2 separate regions of the Homo sapiens genome follow, and region 1 is linked to region 2. Evidence: chromatin contacts called from ENCODE Hi-C or POLR2A ChIA-PET data. All regions are on one chromosome and are shown on one strand. Each heading gives the region's core, a stretch centred on a gene start or an enhancer-like site at or near the end of the contact. The rest is flanking DNA. Distances are from core to core; before and after follow the strand shown.

Evidence for each region. Hi-C counts contacts between places; a loop is a spot of excess contacts on that map. ChIA-PET counts read pairs that join two places held with the same protein, here RNA polymerase II (POLR2A).
Region 1: a map of Right ventricle myocardium superior shows a loop between it and region 2 (3-fold over the local background). The contact joins the enhancer-like site here to the promoter of GHRHR in region 2. A Hi-C loop is called at or near these places in 1 of 168 maps with a recorded cell type or tissue (Right ventricle myocardium superior). POLR2A ChIA-PET finds 5 or more read pairs at or near these places in 2 of 52 experiments (H1 and WTC11).

What each region holds. Positions count from the first base shown.
Region 1 is chr7:31,024,521-31,028,621 of GRCh38, forward strand. LOC105375222 (a long non-coding RNA gene) reads left to right here. Exons shown (of 3, transcript XR_927160.2): 3 at 2,261-4,101. Among named protein-coding and RNA genes, the nearest start is that of ADCYAP1R1, 26 kb to the right of the region's middle. RefSeq lists enhancers at 2,298-2,901, 2,902-3,505, 3,015-3,064. Within about 2 kb of position 2,756, at least 5 of the 41 ENCODE cell types and tissues checked have a DNase peak (open chromatin) inside an H3K27ac peak, as active enhancers do.
Region 2 is chr7:30,962,237-30,966,599 of GRCh38, forward strand. It overlaps GHRHR (growth hormone releasing hormone receptor), which reads left to right and starts at 1,717. Exons shown (of 13, transcript NM_000823.4): 1 at 1,717-1,889. The coding sequence starts at 1,833.

The sequences.
Region 1 (4,101 bases), core at 1,506-4,005, 63 kb after region 2:
ACCATCAGATCTTTTGAGAACTCACTCACTATCATGAGAACAGCAAGGGGGAAATCCACCCCCATGATCCAATCACCTCCCACCAGGCCCCTCCTCCAATTCAACATGAGATTTGGGCAGTGACACAAATTCAAACCATATGAGCTCCCTAGACCAATGCCCAAGTCTTGGGTCTTGGGGACAGAGAGTGAGCTCCTACCTGGAGAGGAAAGGGATTCTGGCTTCCACTTTAACAACCTCCACCACGTGTGAACCCCTGAACTGTAGCCGCCTCCCCAAGGGATGCCCATATCTTACCCCTGCGCTCAAACGTCCTTCCAAGATCAGGAATGCCAGGCTATGCCCAGAACCGAGGCTTGCTGGGGGTAGGCAAGCTGGCAACAAGAAAGGCAGAGGGCCTTAAACGTGGAAAGGCCTTTAAAGAAAGTCTTGTCCAGTGTGGTTTCTCAAACATTTTTAGCAGCTCAAAGGACTGGGCATCTTAGAAGCTCAAATGATTAAAACAGATGAAAGTAGTCAATCTGATCGCAGTGTGGGTGGAAGGCCTGGGCTCACTTACTGACCCTGCTATTCCTGCCTACCCATATCAGCCACTGAGTGTCCTTGATGAACTCCTAGGGCTCCAGGTAGCAGAGTTTGAAAAACTGTCTCTTGACTTCAGTCCCTCTGCATTCTATATTTGGCCTGCCTGTTTTATGGATAGGCACACTGAGACTTAAGAAAGAAGGAGTGACTTACACAAGGACGTTTGTGGCACAGCCAGGGACAAAAACCCAAGTTCTTGCATCCCAGCCTGATTCCTCCCAGCTGCCTGCTAGAACTCCATCTTCCTGCCTACTGATTGCATCCCAACAGCTCTGTTTTAAAGAATAATTTTATTGTCCTAATTATGCATTTCAATATTCGAAACCACCTTACATTTGCTCTGGAAGCAGGAAGAGTAAACATCATAAATGCACATATAAAATCATTATGCTCCCTTTTCGTTTGACTCTGGTATCTGCTCCCTTGTGGGAGGAAATGAAGGAGGCTGAATTTGGCCCCTGCCCTTGACAAGCTCATGGTCAGGATGAGAGTTTGGAAAGAGAGGGTGGTGGACTCTGGGGCTACCCTCAGGAGCTGCAGGCAGGGTGGAAAGGGGAGCTCGCACCCTGCCTCAATTGGGTGGGGGCATTCTGTGTAGCTGCAGGGTAAAGGCAGATGACCCACATTTTCTGTGTCACACAGCCTGAATGCTATTAAGAAGATGGACTGCCACGTAATAGCTATGAGCTTCAGCAAGTTTGCTAACCTCTCTGTGCCTCAGTTTCCTCATCTGCAATTTATCATGTGTCAATTTATGCAAAACACTTAGCCCTGTATCCAGCATATGGTAAATGCTCACAACGGTTAGCTGATAATAATGAGTGTCCGCCCTGGAGGGGAGCTGTGGTGTGTGGGCTCTCCCAGTAGCAGCCCTCTTTGTCTGAAGCTTGGTCACTGGAACTCTGGTTGAAGGTTGAATGAGGTGGCCTATTGCAGAGGAAAGAGCCCTGTCTCAGAAACAAGAGAGTTGGAACACCGAGCCTCACTCTGCCACCAAGGACCTTGGGCAGGTCTGTATCTTCTCGGAGCCTCAGTTTTTGCATCTGTAAGGTGGGTAACATTACAGCAAATATACAGCATTGTTGCTGTGAGTGTTAGATTAGATAAATGTGTAAAACACTTATCATTTTACATGGCAGGATGAAGGCATGTTGGAGTTAGGGAATGTTAGTTTCCCTCCCTAAGAGGACGGGCAGGAGGGCCCTGGATAAAGTGTCATGACAAGGATCCTCCTTATAAATTAGGGAGAAGATGGAGGTGGCAGCCATAGCAGCTAACAGAGGTGGAAGCCATGAGAGAGGCCAGGCTGGGAGAGAGGAAACTTTCACTTTCACTCACTTAGCATGTTTCCAGGATATTGACCATGTCTGGCCCTAGGCTGGATCCAGGGGCTGACAGGTGAGACCACAGCAGCCCAGGCTGACATCTCCTCAAATGAACACCATGCCAGCTGGAGGTGCAAAGGCTCACTGGAGGCAGGAGGACCCCTTCAGCTAGGGAGGGTTGGGGTTTTGTTTTTGAACTGGGGTTTTAGGGGCAACTAAGATAGAAGAAATGTAGGCATGCCAGGTAGCTTGAAGGGTATCCCAGGTGGTGGGAACCCATGGGGAAGCACGGAGACAGGAAATCGTGAGCGGTGTGAAGGTCTAAGTCACGATTATCTTTTTCCCCAAAGGGAGACAAGCTGGATCTGTAGCTGCGCTGCATCCCGACGGCCTGCCCAGGTTTCCCGATTCCACGGGAACATTCTTCCTGGAGGAGTCCACAAGTCTTCTAGCCTAGAGCCATCTCCAAAATCCCTACAAAGCAACAAACGGTGTGACCCAGAGTCTCATTCTGAAATAGACTGAAGCTCTAGGGCCGCACAGAGGACCATTGACTGAAATCTCACAGTGGGCCCTGGGAGGGTCAGGGGACCCTGCAGAGAGCCTGGGCAGGGTCAGCCCAGGCCCAGAAGGCTTCTCAGAGGAGGTGATGCTGGCGGAGGCCTGCCTGTGTCCGTATCAGGAGAAAGCAATGTCAAGAACAGCAAGGTCGCTCACTCACTTCCTATTGTAGATCAGAGCTGGGAGTTTTCCTCAGATTACTTCTCACTAAGAAGACAGCCCTCTTCTCAGGCGCCGCTGCTGACATGTTTTGTTTTCCCCAGATGGGGATAATCAGCCTGTTTGGGAGTCGGGCTGACAGCTCAGGCAGCAGGCGGGGGCTGGGGGCGGGAGGCTGCAGGCAGCTCCGAGCTCTCAGGGAGCAGACTCTGCCCTGCCTGCGTGACAAGCTCCAGCAGGTGGGGGGGATTTCCGTTTGCGCCAAAGAGGAGCGGGCTGTAGAGTGATTTAGCTTAGTTATGTGAACCTTGAGAGGCTGCCCGACTCCTCTCCCCGTTTAATTTATGCTTGAGTGCCAGAGCTGAAGACCTTCAAGCCGTCCCCTGCTATACCGGAAGGGACCCATCAGGATCCTGGCTTGGAGCTTTGCTGGGTATTTCCAGACGTTCCACAGAAGGTGGGGACAGGGCTGGCTGTGCTCTCTCCCTCCCCTTCTCTGGGAAGACTTCCACATCTTCCCCATCCCTTCCTGATGGCCCCACCCCACCGTCTCCCAGCCCTAAGAGTCTCAGCCTCACCTTCCCACCCTTGCGCAGGCCCAGGTCTGGGCTCTTCACTGACTCATGTTTTGGAAGAAGGGGTAGAGTCACCCACCAGCCTCGGGGCTGTCTGAGGCAGGTCACAGTTGTTCTGAGGGCCGGACCCCAGGGCCTTGGGCTGCTCAGCATTTCTAGGCACTGGGCTGGAAGGTTTGCATCCCAGACATAGCAGGGCTGAGGAACGGCTATGTTAGAATCACCTTGAGTGGAATAACCATGCCCACCTGAGGATCATGGGTCCCCTCCTGTGGGTGGGTCTCTGGAGGTCTGAGGAGGCCTGACACCTTCAGGCAGGCTGCAGTGGGCCCTTTTCTGTTCTTTCTCCCCCAGTCCCGCTTCAAGGAGGGACGACCAGGCCAGAGACAGCCTTCCTGAGAGACTTGCACCCTGCCCTCACCCAATACACAACTGATTTCCTTCTGTGTGGAATGAAGCCCGTGGACTTCCCATCTCCAAGGCCCAGCCAGCTCTCGGTTCTCTGGTTATGGGTCCCGCCTCCCAGTCTCAGCACTTCTTTTCTGACTCCCCACTGGGCCTAACACAGAGCCTAGCCTCTGCCTGTCAGTGCTTGCCCACTTACATCCTATGCACCCAGAGCTGGGAGCCTTCCTCAGACTCTGGGCCTACACAAGGCAGCTGCTCCCAAGGACAAGGGTTAATAGAGGTCTTTGATAGAGTCTGAGGTCTTTCCAGAGGGAAATTTAGCTCCCAGAGGGGCCTGGGTGGGGGCCTGAGAGACCTGGCCACAGACACCTATGAGCCCCTCTGACCATGTTCTTGGCTGCAGCCTCATGAGGCCATCAGGGCTCGGCGCGGGAGGCAGGGCCCGGGCTCTGTCCCCAGCTCCTGGCCACACACCTTCAGTGGCCATG
Region 2 (4,363 bases), core at 467-2,966:
GCATCCTGTGCATTGTAGATGCTTAATAGCATCCCTGGTCTCTACTCATTCGATACCAGGAGCAACTCACCACCCCACTCCTCACCCTAACTCCTAGTTTTTATTTTGATAACAAAAAATGTCTCCAGACATTGCCAAATGTCCCCTAGGGAAGCAAAATTGCTCCAGGTTAGGAACCACTCGTTTAGACAGTAATAACTATTATTAATTATCACTATCAACCTCAATAATTAGCCATCATTAATGCTAATGATATTGATGCTAATTATCAACAGTGATTAATCGTAAGACTTTTTTTTCCTGGTGCTGTTGCTTCTTTGTAGCTGAGGAACAGAAGGTTCTAGCTTTCCCTTCAAGTTATACCTTTTCAGCACTCTGCTTTTCCAACCCGTGAGCTCTCAGCCTGCCAAGAGAGGAGCTCTGCTCTCCCCTAAAAGTGTAAAAGTGTGCAGAGCTCTGTGTGGCATGCTGCTTGCACCCATTTCACAGTTAAGCTCATGAAAACACTTGCACAGGATAGGAGGGTTTTGGAGCTTGGGGTGGTTCATGTTTTTGTTTCGAAATATTTTTTTTTCAGTATTTTGTTGACAATGAAGAAAAATGGAAAAATAAACCCCTGCTGATGTCAAAATAAGCCCTAAATCCAGATGTAGCGGGGGCGAGGAGCCTTCAACATTCATGATGTGATCGGGCTGTAAACATGTCTGGTGTTCTAGCACGCAGCCCAGCAGCTTCTGTGAGTGGAGACGTGCACACAAACATCAGGACCTGTCGGCTACTGGGATATTCAGGTCTTTCAGAGGTGACATCTTTGACATTTCAAAGTGCTGTGCAAGATCCAGGGGCATTTAGAACACTGTCTTTAGCCTGGCCAATGGAGACCCTGCATTTTAAAGTCTAAAACTATAATAAAAGTGACCAGGCAATGAATGTTCAATATAGTTTGCTGTGTAAGTCTTCTCATTTCTGCTACCGATGAGAGTTGTCCTCCCCCTATTCAAGATGGCTTGACCCATGAATCCTTCACAAGGCTTCCAACCAACCTCATTTTCCCCTTTTGCCGTGAGAGTTTTGGAGAGATTTTGATAAGCCCCCATGTGAAATCCAGAGCCTTGATGCTTGCAGCTTCAGCTCACCATCCAGGCCAGCGTCCTTGCCCAGTAAAGGACCCAGGTCTTGCTGAAATGACACATTCCTGGCCAGCCCATGCCAGTGCTTACAGATCATACTTCCTTTCCTAAGACCATTCCAACCCTCCATCTCCACTAATACCATACCCTTCCCCTTCCCCACCAGTTCCACACAGCTCTGACCTCACTCTCCAGCCCTGTGGATGAGGCTAGGAGCACACATCAAATAACCTGGGAGCTTCCCAAGGGCAGGCCCAGGTCCCCTTCCTATTCTTTAAGATCCCATCAATCTGAGGGGTCACTCCAATGATGGCCACCAGAGACCTGGGCTTAGAGAAGAAAGTGGTAGAGAATATTGACCAAGTGACCTGTGGCTGTCACCTCTCTGGGCCCTTGCTATCAGGACAGACACACAAGCAGACTTATAGCCAGAGTAGAAGGCGATGAGGGTGGGGGCTCAGCCCCTGCCTGCTGGAAACAGAGTCCCACCTCAGGGTCAATGCTGAGCTGGGCAGGTGTCCTGCAATCCTGGTGAATATTCAGCGGTCTGTGTCCCCTTGGCTAGCTCCTGCCTATGCAAACAGCCACCTGAGAAGGGGAAGCAGAGGGTGCGGTGGAAACGGCTGTGTCAGGGGACAGCAGGGGAAGGAAGATAGCCAAGGCTTACTGAGGCTGGTGGAGGGAGCCACTGCTGGGCTCACCATGGACCGCCGGATGTGGGGGGCCCACGTCTTCTGCGTGTTGAGCCCGTTACCGACCGTGAGTAGCCAGCTGAGACCCTCTGGCCTCTGCCACTGGGCTCCAGATTTGGGAGCCACAGGGCCAACTGGAGCCTGGCGGAGACCCTACTGCCCTTCTCCTGCTCTAGAGTCCCTCCCTACGAGCAGGTGGCAGGCTGTGGCTTGGAGAGCCCCTGACACTGGGGCTCCCTCCCTCATCTCCCTCTGCCCAGCAATCTGTAGTGACTCTGGGTAGTGCTATTAACATGTCCTTCCAGGGGCTGAGCTGAGCTCACCTTCTTGTTGCTTCCCCCAGGGCCTGGCTGTGCCTCTGGGGGCCACAGAGACTCTGTCTGCCACAAGACAGTGCCTCAGAATTGGTGAGGCAAAGTCAGGCTCCCCTCTTAGTCCCTGCAGTTTGCTCTTTCTCTCAGCTGTGCACCTGTGATGCTTCCACACGCTCCTGTGGTAAGCTTTCTGGACCCTTCCTTAGCCCTATGACTCCCTGAGCCACTCTCCAGTTTGGTGGTTTCCTTTGAAGAGGGTGTGGCCAGGGAAGGAATGGAACCTAAGGAGTTGGTGGAGACCAGCTGCTTCTGCTCCAGCACTTAGGGGATCCATCATCTTCTCACGATGCTGAGGGCTGGAGAGGCTTTTGGCAACCAAATTGTACTCCATGGGCTAGAGCGCTGGAGCACGGGGCATCAGGAGAGAGGGCCCTTCCTGAATGGGCTGCAGTTTCCCAGTAACTTTCCAGGAGGTTACTGCAAGTGACAGCAGGGACCAGGCTGGGAGTCACAAGGTTCTGGGATGGTGAGGGCCTGAAGCATTCTTCCTCCGCTGCCTTATTGGAGGGTGCTGCCCCTCCCGAGCACCTTGCTGCACCTGCTCCTGAGTGCACAGGCTTTGAGCTTGAATCCTGGACGCATGAAACTAGCCGTGTGAACTGCAAGTTCCTCAGCCTTCCTGAGTCTTGCTTTTATCTCTTTTGTTAAAAGAGAAAATATCCGCTGGCCCGGGTCACTGTGCATTGAGTGGAATCTGATTTGTCAAGGGCTGGGCATAGGGGTGCAACACAGGAAACTTCGACTGCCCCCCTGTCTGCCATCTGTGTGCACTCTACAGCAAAAGCTTTATTTTTAGCAGGGGTACCCAAGATCTGGTGGTGGCCATTCAGCAGATGGTGCTAGTACCAAAGCTAGAACTCAATCACTGTTTGCCAGTGTGGGCATCATCCCCTGCAGATACCAGGAAGAGCAGCAGGCATAGATGCAAGGCCTGGGGGTCCAGGGCGATGGAGCCTCCCCTCAGGGGTGGGTGGGGTCCACGATGTGTGTGGGGGGGTGACTGGGAGCCCCAGGATGTGTTTCGCCAGTCCTAATTCAGCAGGAGCATTTGGATAAATCTTAGAACGATCTATCCTTCCACTCCCACCACTTCCCTCCCTAGAATCTCTCCTTACATCTGGCCCTATGCCCACACATCCTGAGTCATTAGTGGGGCTTCTCTGAATTTCCCTCCTTCTCTTAGAGGTGTGGGCACTGTCTGTTCATCCTTTTGGCATGAGGCTGCTCTCCTGGCATCCTTTGCCCTCAGTTGCTTCCCCAAATTGGCCCTGAAAAGTTTCCCAGGCAGGGTTGGGGCTTGCCAGACTGTGCAGTAGGCAGAAGGATAGGCAGAGACCACAGCTCTTCCAACAGCCCAGGGTCAATATCAGGCTGATGGTGTGAGAAAGTCCCATACAGGCCCATCTGCCCTCCTGCTCTTCCTTCCCCGCTTTGTGCGCTCAGTCTGTTGGGAGATGTAGGGGAGACGCAACGGGGCTCTGCCCTGAGATGGACCTGAGGTTACTGAGTCCTCGGGAGGAAGCCAAGAGCTGAGTCCGGGGCACCCACCAAAATAAGACCTGGAGCCTGGGTAGTGGGTGACATCTGCACCCTGGGGCCTTGCAGGGCCAGGCAGGAGATGGCAGAGCTGCGTCCAAGCCATGGACCCATGGGGTCAGCAGGGCGGGACAGGAGTGACTTCTCCTGCCAGGGTAGCACTGGTGGGGGTGACCCTCCTTACTGGGCTGGCTCTCCAGATTTTCTCCTATCCCACAAATCTGCGGCAGAGCTCTCGGGTCTCTCCACGTGGTCACCCACCATCTATTGTCCCCACTCTGGTGGTCAAAGTCTCTACTCTCTGACCCCAGCCCTGGTCTTACATCTGCTACACTATTTGCTGTGCCTGCATTTCTCCCAAAGAACACTAGCTGTTAATTAAACATTTGCTGACATGGATCCTGCTAGACATTGAGGGTGTGTGTGTGTGGGGTGGGGGTGGGGGCCATGGGGAGAGAAACATTAGTCCTGAGCTGATACTTCCCAAATACACCTTTTCCCACTTCCCTTGTCCTTGCACATGCTGTGCTTTCTGTTCCAGATGCTCTTCTCCCCACTGTGTGTGTCTGGCTCTAAAAAATGCTCCCTTGTCCCCAGGTCCAGCTCAAATGCCACCTCCCCAATCCCTGTG